Regions from separate parts of the Homo sapiens genome. Here region 2 is linked to region 1. A link is a loop called in an ENCODE intact Hi-C map of the cell type or tissue named here. Cell type or tissue: HCT116. All regions are shown on one strand.

What was found. A loop is a pair of places that touch in the nucleus more often than their neighbours do. Peaks named below come from ENCODE experiments on the same cell type or tissue, not always from the same donor. Only the 100,000 strongest peaks of a DNase experiment are listed, where the experiment ranks them.
Region 2: a loop joins it to region 1, with 12 times the contacts of the local background. A loop is called at or near these places in 102 of 110 quality-filtered maps.

The regions. Positions count from the first base shown.
Region 1 is chr9:128,926,658-128,929,157 of GRCh38, reverse strand. PHYHD1 (phytanoyl-CoA dioxygenase domain containing 1) reads right to left here. Exons shown (of 13, transcript NM_001100876.2): 4 at 1,962-2,120. Among named protein-coding and RNA genes, the nearest start is that of PHYHD1, 6.9 kb to the right of the region's middle. In HCT116, a CTCF peak has its summit at 1,049 (motif pointing right); a DNase peak (open chromatin) is centred at 1,057.
Region 2 is chr9:128,862,594-128,865,093 of GRCh38, reverse strand. The region is part of intron 1 of KYAT1-SPOUT1 (KYAT1-SPOUT1 readthrough); the gene reads left to right. The region is part of intron 1 of KYAT1 (kynurenine aminotransferase 1); the gene reads left to right. Among named protein-coding and RNA genes, the nearest start is that of KYAT1, 18 kb to the left of the region's middle. RefSeq lists an enhancer at 1,210-1,504. In HCT116, a CTCF peak has its summit at 1,349 (motif pointing left); a DNase peak (open chromatin) is centred at 1,323; H3K27ac peaks cover 273 bases.

The DNA of each region.
Region 1 (2,500 bases):
CAGGTCTCACTTTGTTGACCAGGCTGTTTGCGAATTCCTGGGCTCAAGCGATCCTCCCTGCTTGGCCTCCCAAACTGCTGGGATTACAGGCATGAGCCACCACACCCAGCTGCCCAACTGTTCTATCCACAGGGCAATAATTGCATTCCCCAGGACCCAGTTCATGGTAACGTGATTGGAACAGAGTGGTACTGACCCCCTACTTGGACAAGTATCATGTGCATTATTATCAGTTTTATCCAACTTACAGTGTTGTAAAATAACTCAAACAAGGAAAGCTGGAGGTAACCCAAGAAAATGAAACAGGACGCCCACTGATCTTTTTTTTTCTCACAGTATCAAGAGTGAATATTGAGGATGTTACTGAGTGCTGGGCACCATGCCAAGCTCTTTTCTTTGCATGCATTATAAACCAAGATATATCAGTTTTTTGTTTTTGTTTTTGTTTTTTTTTGAGACAGGATTCTTGCTCTGTTGCCCAGGCTGGAGTGCAGTGGCATGATCTTGGCCCACTGCAACCTCCACTTCCTGGGTTCAAGCGATTCTCCTGTCTCAGCCTCCCAAGTAGCTGGGATTACAGGTATGCATCACCTGGCCCAGCTAATTTTTGTATTTTTAGTAGAAACAGGGTTTCACCATGTTGGCCAGGCTAGTCTCAAACTCCTGACCTCAGATGATCCACCCACCTCGGCCTCCCAAAGTGCTGGGATTACAGGCGTGAGTCACTGCGCCCGGCCAATATATCAGCTTTATTCTCACTTTCTTCCCACCCCACAACCCATTAGTCTCTGAAGGCAGCTTGGAGGGCACAGGATTCGGCCCTTCTTACTCCTAGGAACCCTTGAGTGGCCTGCCTGTCTCTGGCTGCAGGAGCTGTCTCTGCTTCCCCCAGTATCCCCCCGAATGGAAGGCAGCTGTGCAGCAAATGAGACCAGCTTTTTGGAAGAAACTGTCATTCCTTAACTGGTTCTTTTTCCTTCTCAAGACCCCATTCTTCCCATTCCCTGGGATGGCTTCCGGCTGTTGTATTTCTGCTAATGCCCACCAGATGGCAGGTGCTCCTCGGCGTGAGTGCCAGGATCTCACCTGGCCCAGGCGCAAGCAGGCTCATAATAAACTCTGACTAGGAAGGGTCAAGAGAACGGTGTGGGAGACCCCAGAGTCTTCAATTTACCCATTGCAAACTGTACTGGGTCCTATCATGTGACCTATTCGGTCACTGGGGGGAGAAAATCTGAGTTCCTAGTCTCATGGGGGATAGTTACACAGGTGGGGGTCATCCAGACCACTGTGCTCATTCCAGGTGGCTGGCCACAAAGTGGCCTTCGGTGACCAGAGAACAGCCGGAAAACAGAAAGTAAAGCCAAGCTGGGAACAGCAGGGACTTGGTATCAGACAGATCTGGGTTGAAATCCTGACTCTGTCCACTACTAACTGTGTGGCTTGGGGCAAGTGATCTGAACCTAATTTTCCCCAACTGTCTAATGGGGGGATAATAATAGCCTGTAATTTCAGCACTTTGGGAGACTGAGGCTGGTGGATCACCTGGAGATCAGGAGTTCAAGACCAGCCTGACCAACATGATGAAACCCTGTCTCTACTAAAAATACAAAAATTAGCCGGGCCTGGTGGCGCATGCCTGTAAGTGCAGCTACTCAGGAGGCTGAGGCAGGAGAATCACTTGAACCCGGGAGGCGGAGGTTGCAGTGAGCTGAGATCGCGCCACTGAATTCCAGACTGAGCAACAGAGTGAGATTCTGTTTTAAAAGAAAAAAGAAAAAAAAAAAGGACAATAAAGCCTACTTGATAACTTCCCAGTGAGGAGCGAGGGAAAGGTGTGTAAGGGGCTTGGCCTGACACCCTGGAGCCTTGGGATCCTCCCTTCCACGATGCTGCTCTGGCCGGGGACCAAGCCCTCCCTCAAAAGCCACATCCCATCCTCATGTGCCCCAGACACCTACCTGGGCTCGAAGCTGCTCCTCTTCCTGGGTGGAGAATTCTGTGCGGCAGTGGAGAGGAACATCCATTTCAGCCACTATCTCGCCAATCCTTTGTTGCATGGCCACACACTCTTCCGCAGACAAGAATCCTTCCAGCACCAGGAATCCATCCTGTTGGAACTGCAGGCAGGCTTGAGACTCAGGCTTCCCCAGTCTGCAAATGCTCCTGTCTGACCCTTCCCTCAACCTTGCAGCTGTGTGAAGGTGGGACCAGGTATCTTGTTTGCTGCCCTGTCCCCAACCCCAGGCATGGAGTCTGGCACCCAGCAAAGAGCAATCAATATTGGCTGCTTGAATGGAAGAACAAGTAGTGAGGCCGGGTGCAGTGGCTCATGCCTCTAATCCCAGCACTTTGAGAGGCTGAGGCGGGCAATAACTTGAGGTCATGAGTTTGAGACCATCCTGGCTGGTCTCAAACCAGCCAGGGCATGGTTAGCTGGGCATGGTGGTGCATGCCTGTAGTCCCAGCTACTTGGGAGGCTGAGGCAGGAGAATCACTT
Region 2 (2,500 bases), 64 kb after region 1:
CCACCACTCCCAGATAATTTATTATTTTTTGTAGAGATTGAGTCTCACTACGTTGCCCAGGCTGGTCTCGAACTCCTGGGCTCAAGGGATCCTCCTGCCTTGGCCTCTCTTGCAGGCATAAGCCACTGTACCTGACCACTTAGCCTCTTGAAGGAATCTTTCTTATAGGATTAAAAGTGATGGGAAGCCAGGAGCAGTGACTCACACCTCTAATCCCAGCACTTTGGGAGGCCTAGGCAGGCGGATCACTTGAGGTCAGGAGTTCTAGACCAGCCTGGTCAACATGGTGAAACCCTGTCTCTACTAAAAATACAAAGATTAGCTGGACATGGTGGTGCACAACTGTAGTCCCAGCTACTCGGGAGGCTGAGGCACAAGAATCACTTGAACATGGGAGGCGGAGGTTGCAGAGAGCTGAGATCGCGCTGCTGCACTTCAGCCTGGGCGACAGAGCACGACTTTGTCCCCCAAAAAATAAGTAAATAAATAATAAAAGTGATGGGACCTGATTTCAAGTAGTCAAAATCGCAGAGACAGCAAATGGGCTGGGCTATGGGCCAGAGGGTAAAGGGATGTAATTGTTTAATGGGTACAGAGTTGTCAGTTTTACAAGATGAAAACAGTTCCCAAAACTGTATACCTGTACATAGTTAAGATGGTAAAGTTTATGATATGTGTATTTTACCAAAATTTTTTAAATGAAAAACTTTTTTTTTTTTTTTTTTTTTGAGACAGAGTCTCGCTCTGTCGCCCAGGCTGGAGTGCAATGGCGCAATCTCGGCTCACTACAATCTTCGCCTCCCGGGTTCACAACATTCTCCTGCCTCAGCCTTCCAAGCAGCTGGGACTATAGGCACCCGCCACCATGCCTGGCTAATTTTTTTTTCGTATTTTTAGTAGAGACGGGGTTTCACTGTGTTAGCCAGGACAGTCTCGATCTCCTGACATTGTGATCCACCTGCCTCGGCCTCCCAAAGTGCTGGGATTACAGGTGTGAGCCACCGCGCCCGGCCTGAAAAACATTTTTAAGTGGTGGGACGTGTAGGGCTCCACGGGGCACCTAGCACAGGAAAGCGTGTGGTAAATAAAAGGTGACTGCCAGGGCTGTTGAGGAGCTGACTAGGGAAGGCCTGCTTCCTAGAAAAGGGGTGAGGCGCAGGGCATTGGAGGGAGGTGTGCCTGGGAGGTCAGGAGTCCTGCCTTATGCGGGAACCTGGAGCAGCACCCTCCCTGCTTTGGGCCTCCTCTGTGAAGTGAGGCGTAGTCCCCTCCTGGGGCCAGCAGGTTGCTCTGTGACCTGGGCCAGCAACCTCAAAGCCACGAGGGGCCTGGCTCCTTGCGCCCCCTGCTGGCCGACTCGGGAATAACACACCCACAAGCCCCCAAGTTGCTCCCAACCAACCTGGCCAAGTTGCTGGGTTAAGGCAGCCTACGTGCCCCCTGTACCCTTCTGCTCTTGGCTGAGAACCCCTTATGGCTTCTCCCTCCCTCCCTCCCTCCTAAGTTCCTGGAACCTACCTTCACCACACCCATAAGCTCACAGACACAGACACAGAGATGTGTGCACATGCTCAGGTGCAAGCTCTTGTATTTGGATCCTTTTGTTGTTTTGGTTTTTTTTTTTGTAGAGAAAGGGTGTTGTTATGTTGCCCAGGCTAGTCTTGAACTTCTGAGCTCAAGCGATCTGCCCACCTCAGCCTCCCAAAATGCTGGGATTACAGGTGTGAGCCACCATGCCCAGCCTCCATGAATTATTATTATTTATTTCATGCATAGAAAATTGATGTTCAGAGAGGTAAAATGGCTTGCCTCATGTCACACTGCCAAGGTCATCAAAGCCTGTGTTCTAATCCTTCCCCCGTCTCTCAGCACTGCCCTCCTCCTTGTGTGTCTACTTGGGGCCTGATCCTGGGTGTGGTAATAGAACAGACCTACCCTGTGGAGGGTGCAACATAACATTCACTTCTGGCCGGGCATGGTGGCTCATGCCTGTAATCTCAGCACTTTGGGAGGCCGAGGCGGGCGGATCATGAGGTCAGGAGTTCAAGACCATCCTGGCCAACATGGTGAAACCCCATCTCTACTAAAGACACACAAAAAAATTAGCCGGGCATGGTAGCGCGCGTCTGTAATCCCAGCCACTCGGGAGGCTGAGGCATGAGAATCACTTGAACCTGGGAGGCGGAGGTTGCAGGGAGCCGAGATCATGCCATTGCACTCCATCCTGGGTGATAAAAAGATAGGGCGAGACTCTGTGTCAAAAAACAAACAAACCAACATTGACTCCTATGCCCAGTCTTACCCGGCCACACATAGGCCCGATGCACTGCCAGTCCCCTGCAATGGAAGCCGATCCTGGTTTCCAGCCCCACCCCCAAGGCTGCAAGATTGTTTAAGCATATCCGTGTGCAGCACAGGTGCCACCCAGCTTCTTGACCCCCATGGAGCCAGTGATCTGGACACACAGAAGGCACCGCCTTTCCTGAGAACTGGCAGTGCC